2 separate regions of the Homo sapiens genome follow, and region 1 is linked to region 2. A link is an interaction called in ENCODE POLR2A ChIA-PET data of the cell type or tissue named here. Cell type or tissue: A673. All regions are shown on one strand. Links, peaks and the distances in the headings refer to the core of each region. The heading gives the core; the rest is flanking DNA. Region 1 overlaps CDH11 (cadherin 11). Region 2 has its middle 260 kb from the start of CDH11.

Region 1 (5,386 bases), core at 65-5,064, 250 kb before region 2:
AGTTTCCAGACCTCTCACCATCCTCATCACTCCCATCTGCTTCCACTCCATGTTGTCACTGCCCGCTTTACCACGTGGCATCTTAAATCATGTTCCCTATTGCAGACAGTCTAACCACTTCGAACCACTACTTTCTCTAAGGAGGGCTGAGGACTCCATTTTACCAAGTAGAATTCTCAGGAATCAGATGTATGCAGTCATTAACTGAATCATTAGCTATTCCAGTCAACCTTCATTTAGAGATGAGGGTTCAGGAACCCAGAGAGGAACCAGGACTTGCCCAAGATCCCACGGTAATTTAGGGTTTAATGGAACAGAACTGTGCTCTTGAGGCTCTTAACCCAATCTCTTTTCACTATCTATAAACAAAAGTCTTTTTTTTTTTTTTTCTGAGATGGAATCTTGCTCTGTTGCCCAGGCTGGAGTGCAATGGTAAGGTCATGGCTCACTGCAACCTCCATCTCCCGGGTTCAAGTGATTCTCCTGCCTCAGCTTCCAGAGTGGCTGAGACTATAGGCACGTGCCACCACCCCGGGCTAATTTTTGTATTTTTAGTAGAGATGGGGTTTCACTATGTTGGTCAAGCTTATCTCGAAATTCTGACCTTATGATCTGCCCGCCTCAGCTTCCCAAAGTGCTGGGATTACAGGCGTGAGCCAGCGTGCCTGGCCAAAAGTCATTTTTTAATTGATTATTTTAATAGTTGTACCTGTGGTCTGATTTCTTTGTAAACGTATCATTAGTTCATTTGTTTATGTAAAGCTGCGCCCTCTGATATCCTTGGGCAGTTAAGTTGTGAGCCCTAAACATAAGGCTTTAAATGAATCTCTTATTTGGAAGTTCGTGATCAGTCCAGTGTCATTTCATACGCTGTTTGATAATACTTTGCAAAATGCAACACTTGGCCCTGGCCTTAAGCTCTGTCCTACTTTATAGTCACCTCCTATTACTAACTCCATTCCAAGGTTCTGTAAAGAACAGAGTAAGAATGATGTCCTTACCTTGCCACTGCCAAGCCTATAGAGGACACTTTGGCAGGGTTTGATTTGAAATTCATTTCAAACCCATTTCTTTGTCATTAATGCAAGGTCCTGGGTTGGGCAAACAGAAGTGGTCAAATCACGAGGGCTTCCCTTCAGAGAGCTGACAATATTAACAGCACAGAGAATACTAGGTCTGTTGATTAAAACTCAAGGCTTCATACTGTAAGGGCCCCAAAGGAAGCATTAAATTGGGCCATAGGAAGGACAAGTCACATCCAGTTTAGTGATCAATGGTGGTTTGGGAAAGAAATAACAGAATTCTACTCCTACATGATAGGGAGAGACTACAGAGGCCACCTAGACCAACAAACTCTGCCATCAGGTCCTTGAATCATTGCTACCATGTCCTGGTGGTGGTTGTAGCATTGCTAGTGATATGTAACTCATTACCTACTTATGCAAACCATTGAGACATTGGGAACCTTCACTGTTGGAAATGCTTCCTTTAGTTGAGCCAAACTATCTCCCCAAAGGTTATGTTCTTTGATATAGCCTATGATGCTATGCAGGATAGATGTAATTCTTCCTCCACATTGCACTTATTCTTTTTTTTTTTTTTTTTTTGAGACAGAGTCTCCCTCTGTTGCCCAGGCTGGAGTGCAGTGGCGCAATCTTGGCTCATTGCAACCTCCACTTCCCGGGTTCGAGTGATTATCCTGCCTCGGCCTCCTGAGTAGCTGGGATTACAGGAGTGCGCCACCACACCCGGCTAATTTTTGTATTTTTAGTAGAGACGGGGTTTCACCATGTTGGTCAGACTGGTCTTGAACTCCTGACCTTGTGATCCACCCGCCTTGGCCTCCCAAAGTGCTGAGATTACAGGCGTGAACCACCGCGCCCTGTTGCAATTATTCATTTTTAAGTTGTCTTCCAGGATGCCCTCTCCCCATTCTTAAAATCTCCAGATTGAACTCCCCATTTGTGTGTGTGTGTGTGTGTGTGTGTGTGTGTGTGTGTGTTTCTAGCTTTCCTCAGAGGAAAGGACTGAAGCCAGAAATCTAGGCAGCTAGACTCTAGATTATGAACTCCCTTCTACACACTTCTTTTATTGCAGCCTGAGGCTACATTACATTAGCTTTTATTGCCAGCCACATCACCCAGAGGACTTACGCTCCACAGTTTATTTGTTTATTTCTTTTTCCTTATGTGCTGCCGTTAAGCCGCATTTCCCCACCTGTCCCTGTGCACATAAGAAATGATAAGTCACCTTCAGTGGTGTTAGCACAGGCTCTGGAGTCAGGCTTCCCTGCTTCCAGGCGTGACCATGTCACTAACCAGCTGTGCAAGTCTCTTTATCTGCTTCTCAATTTCCCCATCGCACTGGGGTTAATGTCAGTATCTGCCTTCTAGAGTAGCTCTGATATTAAATGATATTAATCTATAAAATTGTTTAAAACAGCTCATGGCATGGAGTTGCTGTTATTCTTGTTGCTGTTACTTTTCATATTGCTGAGTTTGGTCAATTGATCCAGTCTACTGAAATATTTTAAAATTTAAATCTTGAGTCTGTTATTCAGCATATCTGTCATCCCTCCTAGTCTCATGCTATGGGTTGGTTTCCTCAGTTCCAACCTTGCCTTATAAAAACAGAACAAAGCAATGGCAATGAAAATACCCTGATGTGAGCAGGGACAGAGTCTTGTTAAACCATATGATATATATACACACTTCTATTTAAGTGATTCAAAACCATGGAAGACAACATTCCATGTGTTACTCATTCCATTTAGCTCATGCTTGGCATTTTGTTTGCTTGTTCAATTGTTTGGCTGCGTGGCCTCAGAACCACCTTCCTATGTTTAGGAAATAACCCCAATAAGCACCTTTATAGGAGGAAGAGAGTTCCTTCTACTCCAGGGGCTTAAAGGGCCAGAGAGTTGATTCCCTAACTTTCCTGGAAGCTAGAATGCCAACTCAGCACCAAATCCCCTGTGTTTTAAATTTGGATTCAGTATCTTACACACACACACACACACACACACACACACACACACACACACACACACACATCATTGGCCATGGATAACTCATTCTGGTCACTGTAGCAGTGGCTGTACAGCATCTGATTTCCAGGGGCCACAGAGGTGGTAAAATAACCCATAGCCACCCATGTCCAGCGGGGACAACCGTGGTGCCTTCACTCTTCTCGTTGTATGGCAGAGTCTGGCCTGGGCTTCTAACTGCCCAGCCTTCCTAGGTATCTGGGGTTTTTCTGAGCCTCTTTCTCCAGTTTTCCTGCAAAGACTGTGCTGCCCAGAGTCTATTTCTGTTGCTTTCAACTAAGAAACCCAAAAGTTTTCATTTCCCTACATATCCTTGTGGGACTGTTATGAGGAACAATATCTGCTGCATTATTGAATGAGATATCTGGCTTTTGAGTTCTTCTCAAAGGCCATATAGAATGTTGAGAGTCAGATAGGGTGTAAGGTTGGAGCAGAAGGAGGTTTTAGTAAACATTGAATAGGCTGGGTGCAATGACTCATGCCTATAATCTCAACATTTTGGGAGGTTGAGACAGGTAGATTGCTTGAGCCCGGGAGTTTGAGACCAGCTTGGGCAATACGATGAAACCTCATCTTTACAAAAAATACAAAAATTAGCTGAGCACGGTGTCACGTGCCTGTAGTCCCCAGCTACTCGGGAGATATTGCTTGAGCCGGAGAGGTCGAGGCTGCAGTAAGCTGGGATTGCGCCACTGCACTCCAGCTTGGGTGTCAGATCCAGACCCTGTCTTAAAACAAACAAACAAACAAACAAACATTGAATAGTCCAATTTGTGTTGAGCAAATATTGGGCAGGTGTCAGGACCTGGGTAGAAGTCCAGTAATATAGCTCAGTGGATGAGGTGGCATTTCCAAGGGCAGCTATGGCAGGCAGCATAATAGCTTGGCATGTGGATGGAAAATGGTCTCTTGTAAGGGACACATCCAGTTCTGTGGGAAAGTTTTCTATGGACTCTAGCCAAGGAGCCAATGCAAAAATCTCAAAAGCTGGAATACATAGGAACTCTCGGCATTGATGGGTGCATGAAAGGGGACCACCCCATAAAATGGACAAGTGGCCTCAAGTCGCATCTTAGCTTCTGGAGGGGACAGTCTGCACACCTTCTTAACTGTATAGCCTCTGTGTTGGCCCAATTATTGGGTAAACAGTGGAAGTTGTCAGTGCATACAGTTGGGTGAGTTTGGGCAGCAAGGACACACAGTTAAAAACTTTCTCTGGAGTTAGTCTCATACCATCCCACAACAACTTTTCTGATACACCTTTGAAAGGAATTTGCTTTACTCTTTCAGGGAGTGAAGTCTGCAGGGGAAGCCCAAGGTCTCAGAGCATCTGAGACATGGTAGCCTGTCTAATGGGTCAGAGAGTACAACCTCATAAGGGCTTTGATTTTGTAGCTGAGACAGCTCCTTGCCCAAATTTAACCCAGTTATCACTGAACTGAACAGAACTCTTGGAGCCATTCATTTCAATTTCTTTTTTTTTCGAAACAGAGTCTCACTCTATCACCCAGGCTGGAGTAGAGTGGCGCTGTCTCAGCTCACTACAACCTCTGCCTCCCACGTTCAAGCGATTCTCTTGCCTCAACCTCCCAAGTAGCTGGGTCTACAGGCATGCACCACCACACCCAGCTAATTTTTGTATTTTTAGTAGAGGCAGGGTTTTACCATGTTGGCCAGGCTGGTCTCGAACTCTTGACCTCAAGTGCTCCGTCTGCCTCAGCCTCCCAAAGTGCTGGGATTATAGGTGTGAGCCACTGTGCCCAGCTCATTTCAATTTCTATGTGGTAATCCCTGCCTGGTCACTATGAACGCAAATCCAGATCACTACCCAAAGAGGACTAACCAAACATAGGTGAGGCTATATAGGCAGCTTAGTAAAATATCACTAGTAATCAACTTTCAATTGTCTACTCATTAAAGCCACATGTTTAAAAGTTTTTTTTTTTAAATATTGATTTGATAGCAGCAGCAAAACTACATTTAAATCCAAAGCCAAATTGAAAATCAGGGTGAAGTGCTTCATTTATGCAAACAATTCTAAATCTCAATACTTTGCCAAAATATTCCAGTAGTAAAGGGAGATCTATCTTGAACAACTTCACTCCACCTTCTTCTTCATAGACACTGCTATATAGTATAAGATACAATTTTCATTTTTGTTATTATTTGGGGGAGCTTACAAAGCACTTTATAAATGGAGTGTCACTATCAGTATTATTATCTTAGAGTAAAAATTGCAATTTAGTAGTTAGAGCTGGGGACGCTTGCCTTCCAACTAATGCATTGGTGATTCTTGTGTTTTATTCATCACCATTCCTGCTGCAATCATTGCAGGGAATC
Region 2 (5,386 bases), core at 174-5,173:
TCTGTAATCAAACATGCTGCAGGATGATTGTTTTCTGTAACATTTTCACAAAAGTCATCATTTAAGGTAACGTCTAAATAGAGAACTGAAGGCTATGAGGGAGCCAGTCGTGCTAACCAACGGGGGAGAAGTGTTCTAGGCAGAAAGAACAAAAATCAGTCCTGAAAGAGTCCTCAGGCTGACTGAGAGGGGAGTGTGTTCTAGAGATGGGTTCTCAGGACTTTGTGCGACCAATTTTCTTTTTCTTTTTCTTTTTTCTTTTCTTTTCTTTTTTTTTTTGAGGTGGAATCTCACCCTGTCGTCCAGGCTGGAGTGCAGTGGCACGATCTTGGCTCACTGCAACCTCGGCCGCTCGGGTTCAAGCGATTCTCCTGTCTCAGCCTCCTGGATAGCTGGGATTACAGGCACCCGCCACCATACTCAGCTAATTTTTGTATTTTTTAGTAGAGGCGGGGTTTTGCCATGTTGGCCAGGGTGGTCTTGTATTCCTGACCTCATTGATCTGCCTGCCTCTGCCTCCTACAGGTGTGAGCCACCACCTCCGGTTGTGCAACCAAATTTCTATGAGTTTTCCTTGCCTCATCAACTCTACAGATGGAAGGATTGAGGACTATAGTGTACTACTCAAAATTGTTCACAATTAAATGTGTATAATGATGAATATGGCTGTAGGATAATGACTTTAGCAAATACTTTTGTTATCTTCACTGTACTCTGAATTTCTTAGGTCATTTATGTAGGAGACTGTAGAGTAAATTAGTAGACAAATTACTTAGCAGTTCATGGCCAGGTAGATGGGGCATAGATTGTTTGATTGGTCTTGGGTCAATCTACCGTGATTACTGTTCACATGAGAAAAACGTAACAAATAGACAACCCCCTAAAAGAACATTGCTTTAATTGTTATTTCGTCATCATTTTGTGATTTATCCTTTTATGTCCTTTAGCTCACTGAAACTAATGAGATGCACTTACATGAATTATTTTTGTTTATAATCAAGTAACCAAGGCTCATTGAGACCCAGAGTCTAATCCAAGATGTCACAGTGATTGACACATGGAGTGTGTGAACCCTGGTTTTCACTAAGAATGCGCCATTAACACTTGTGTTATCAAATACAGCATCTTCTTTACTAATCCTAGTCACAGAATTCTCATTAATGATGTTTTAGTCTTTCTTTTTCACCTTTTCCCTCTTCATTGCCTTTTACTCTAATTTCTGCCCCCCCCGCCCCCCCAAAAAATTCTTCATCCTCCATTCTGTCCCTATCGATTTTATTGCAAATGAATCCCTTCCTTCTAGGCTATTTCATGACAGCTATTTAAGAACTTCATATAAGGAAGGAAAGAAACAATTTTAAAGAGTTTTTATTCTTGTGGTTTTTAAATAATACAGCTAGTAACCAGGAAACATCTCCCAGAGACTTGGCTGGGTCAAATTCCAGGGAGATTTATGTTTGCATTACTTGCTGAAGATATTCACTGGTCCTCTCTACTAGTCCCTCTCCATAGGGCTCTTCCATAGGGCTCCGTCCTGTTGGGTGTACACTTTTAATTGAGGTCAGGTTTGGTAACATGAATTGTTTTGGCTATTAAATCTAAGCAGAAGTGACATGCACCACATTTGGGCAGAAGGTTCAAGAACCATCATGAGGTTCTACTATTGCTTTTTCTCTCTACTATCAGGTAATAATATCCCAGGTAGAGGGTTAGCCTTGACTCTGGAATGAAGAAGAAGACATTTGGTGCAGAGTGGCATGCAACCACAACGTGTAGCATGAATGAGAGACAATATTCTGGTTGCAAACCATTGAGATCGGAGGGTTTTTGTTCTGCCAGCAAAACCCAGCTCATTAATACAAATAGTAAGGGCATTTTTCAGGGTCTTGCATGCTTTCTTACGCATTACATTAATATCATTTGGGCCCCATATCAATATTCTAAGCAAGTCAGATTTGTTAGTATTCCCATTTTAGATATAGAGAAGCTGAAGCTTACATGGATTACTAAAAACAAAAAATATTCTCATTCAGGAAATGGAAAAAATAGTCTTAGTGAAGTTCTCTTGATTCCTCTTTTATCTCTCTGTCCTTAATCATATCCTGCTACAAAAATGAGCTAAGTCCAGGCAGTTCCTGGACTCTTTGGAAGCTACATTAAACCATTTGGGATACTAAGTGCACTTACTATGAGAAAGACATGAATTATTGAACATTATCCGAGTGACCTGGAAAGTTCATGCAAAGGGCTTTTCTTATACCATGCTGCAATTTATGCACCCAAGAGGCCGCCTTTCAAAGTAGTGTTAGGCATGGTGCATCTTGTGTTGCAGAAATGGAAAGGGTTCCTTTCAGCTGTCAGCCCAGTGACAAATGGGACCAGCTGTGTCAAAAGCTGGGGAGTGGAGGGCAGTTCAGCAAATTCCTATTTACAGAGAAACAGCAGAGTCAGAGAGATGATAGAAGTGGGCCCTGAACTGAGTCAAACAGGGACAAGCCCAGTTTTGGGTGGAGGAACATTTGAGAATAGGGTACTGGGAAATAGAGAAAAACCAAGCTGGGGTGGGACAGAGAAATGTACTACCAAGGAAATTGAGAGGTATCTATTCCAAATCTAGAGTACAGGGACCAGAGATTGTAATCACCAACCCCACAGACATGATTATGACTCTTTAAGCTTAAATTTGATGGTAAGAAAATTGGACTGAGTATTTGGATTTAAGATGTTTTAGTTAAGCTATAATTCTGCTTTTTGCTTTTTATAAAAGCTAATTTTTTTTACTGTCTTAATGTTACCTCAGACAACCACTTCTCTTTTGCTCTCTGAAATGAGATACTATATGAATTCTTGCCAGAAATATCAAGTTAATGCCCAAGCCAGCTCTATGTTCTGATTTATCTTCCACGTTGACTCAGAGTAACAGAGCCATACATTAAGGAACAAAGCTCGCTGCTGGGGTATTTATAACCTTGTCTTTTAAAACATTTGGCAGACGTTCAGACCCTCCATATGTTCACAGTATTAAACTTCACCATAAAAGGAATGGAAGAGTTACATTTGAAGAAAGCTGGTATTGTATGGTCTGAAAGTCTGGCAGTTTAAAAAAAAATAATCAAGTCCAACTTGAAATAACAGACGCTCTGTGATCCTGCTGAAAGTTTAAATCCCAAACAACAGAGTCCTGCTCTCCCTAACACTGAAGATGTCATATTTCAGGAGCATTTTCAGTGACTCAGAGTAGACACATTGAGCTTCTGAGCCTGGTTTAATAAGGATACATTCCTGAGTGATGAGGACTAGAAAGAAAAGCTATGGGGTGAGAGCACAACAGTCCAGCCCCAGTGTGCACTACTACTTCCCTCCAACATCATGAAAGCCTTGCAGGAATAGGGAAGTCTTCTAGCGGGTCAAGCTCCTTCCAGTGGGTACACAAGCAAATCTACGGGGATATGGGCTGGACATGCTGGAACCTATATTTATATTCATGGATATACATGGAATTTACATCCATTTATCCAAAAATATGTTTTTTTTCTGATGTTTAGTCATTAATTGAAACTGGCACCATTAGTCTATCCATGTTTAAGTGAGTTGCAGATCTTGAACAATCTTTGATGCATCCTCGAAAAAGGCGAAAGTTCCCTAGCTCACTAGTTTAACAATCATTCTACTGCTTTTGCTGTGAAGTCCTGATGTTTAGAGCTGCTCAGTTAAGTGAATTTATGGATTATATAATGTGAGTTTGATTAAATTAACTAATTTAAAAAGAAGTGAATTTTATAAATACATGGAAAGAGAATATGGATCGAAAGTAATACTAATAAGACATGCAAAATGGAGCCGTAGACAAGAAAAGAAACTGCTCTTTCTGAGTATGAGCCTTCATCAGCCACAATTCAAGTTAACGTAACAACCACCTAGGCTGAATTATAATGAATTAGATAAACTCCAAAATGGACTAATTGCAATGTAGTACTCTGAATTGGATTCCGGAACAGAAAAAGGGCATTGGTGGAAAAACTAGTGAAATCCAAATAAAATTTATAGTTTAGTGAGTAGTATTGCATGGATGTTAATTTCATAGTTTCAACAAATGGTTACATAAGTATTTAACATTAATGGGAACTGGGTGATGGCTATACAGGAACAGTCTACGCTATCTTTTAAACTTTTTCATAAACTTAAAATTATTTCAAAAATAAAAAGCTTATTAAAAGAATTTAAGGTGAATTGAGAACAAATAATTATAGAATAAACTGAAAATCCTGGCAATGAAGAAAAAAATGCCAATTAACTATAAAAAAAACTTGAGATGATAATGGAAGAAAGCCACTTTAAAGACATATTTTCATTTCCTACATCCATAATAAACCTTATCCTAAGTATATAGTTATTAATTCATGAAGAAATAAAAATAACTTCTTTTTGAAAGAAACATGCTATGGAGAAAAGATTTTGCGAATGTTTCCATTGCTGTATGATTTTCTTGCTAAAAATGATTTACCTTACCTAAAGATGTATTAATGCACAAAATAATTTAAAATAAATAGGGGTTCATAATTTAAGAAAAAATAGAGTTTAGCTCTCATTGATTTATAGACCTGGACAATTCTGTTTATTGAAATAGGATTCACTCTTCTAAGGAAGCATTATGATTTGGTGATGAGGAGGAGAAAAGGCCAATTGAATCAGTATGAAATGTAACTGACTGCATTACCAGCTCTTTCTTCATTAAGCAAGTAACTTTTCCTCCAAACCTTGTTTTAAAATTATGATTGTCCACAATATCACTGAGTTGCCGCATTGTTTTTAGGAACTTTTCTCAAAATTTGGAAAAAGGTGTTATGACTAAGACATGTTCATAGTACTATAACTATATCTAGGAATTCATTGCAGGGGATAACCAGATATCCACCCTTTTATAATAAGGGTATTTATAATAGCATAGTTTACAATACCAGAAAAAATGTGGAAGTGACTTAAATGCCCCCAAAATAAGTGATGATCCATCAATTTGACTGAATATTATTTAATCCTTATAATCTGGTTCCAAATATTCTATAAAGAAGTGGAAACATATTCAGCACCTTTTTTTCTTCAAAATTACTAATGTGTCTATACAAGGTGAATTTAGTACATGAAAACTAACAAACAAAAAACCTACCTGAACGTGAACTTCTCCTAAGCCAGAATTTTCTCATTCATAAAATGGAGATAAATGTATACTGTTATACTGCCGTCTCATAGGCTATTGTGAGAACTGTACGAGGTTAATGCCTGCAAAGTGCTTAGAAGGGCAGTCTGGCCCAGCCTTTTGCCCATAACAAATGCATGTTGAGTGAAGATAATGATAATAGCCTTTTGAAAACCTCAGTGGAGTCTGAAC

Evidence for each region. ChIA-PET counts read pairs that join two places held together with the same protein. Peaks named below come from ENCODE experiments on the same cell type or tissue, not always from the same donor. Only the 100,000 strongest peaks of a DNase experiment are listed, where the experiment ranks them.
Region 1: POLR2A ChIA-PET joins it to region 2 with 6 read pairs; 2 of 35 experiments call an interaction of 5 or more read pairs at or near these places.

Annotation. Positions count from the first base shown.
Region 1 is chr16:65,108,291-65,113,676 of GRCh38, reverse strand. The region is part of intron 1 of CDH11 (cadherin 11); the gene reads left to right. Among named protein-coding and RNA genes, the nearest start is that of CDH11, 11 kb to the left of the region's middle. In A673, for the core only: no CTCF peak of the experiment used is centred there; no DNase peak of the experiment used is centred there.
Region 2 is chr16:64,862,273-64,867,658 of GRCh38, reverse strand. No RefSeq gene overlaps it. Among named protein-coding and RNA genes, the nearest start is that of CDH11, 260 kb to the left of the region's middle. In A673, for the core only: no CTCF peak of the experiment used is centred there; DNase peaks (open chromatin) are centred at 2,998 and 3,118; H3K27ac peaks cover 1,312 bases.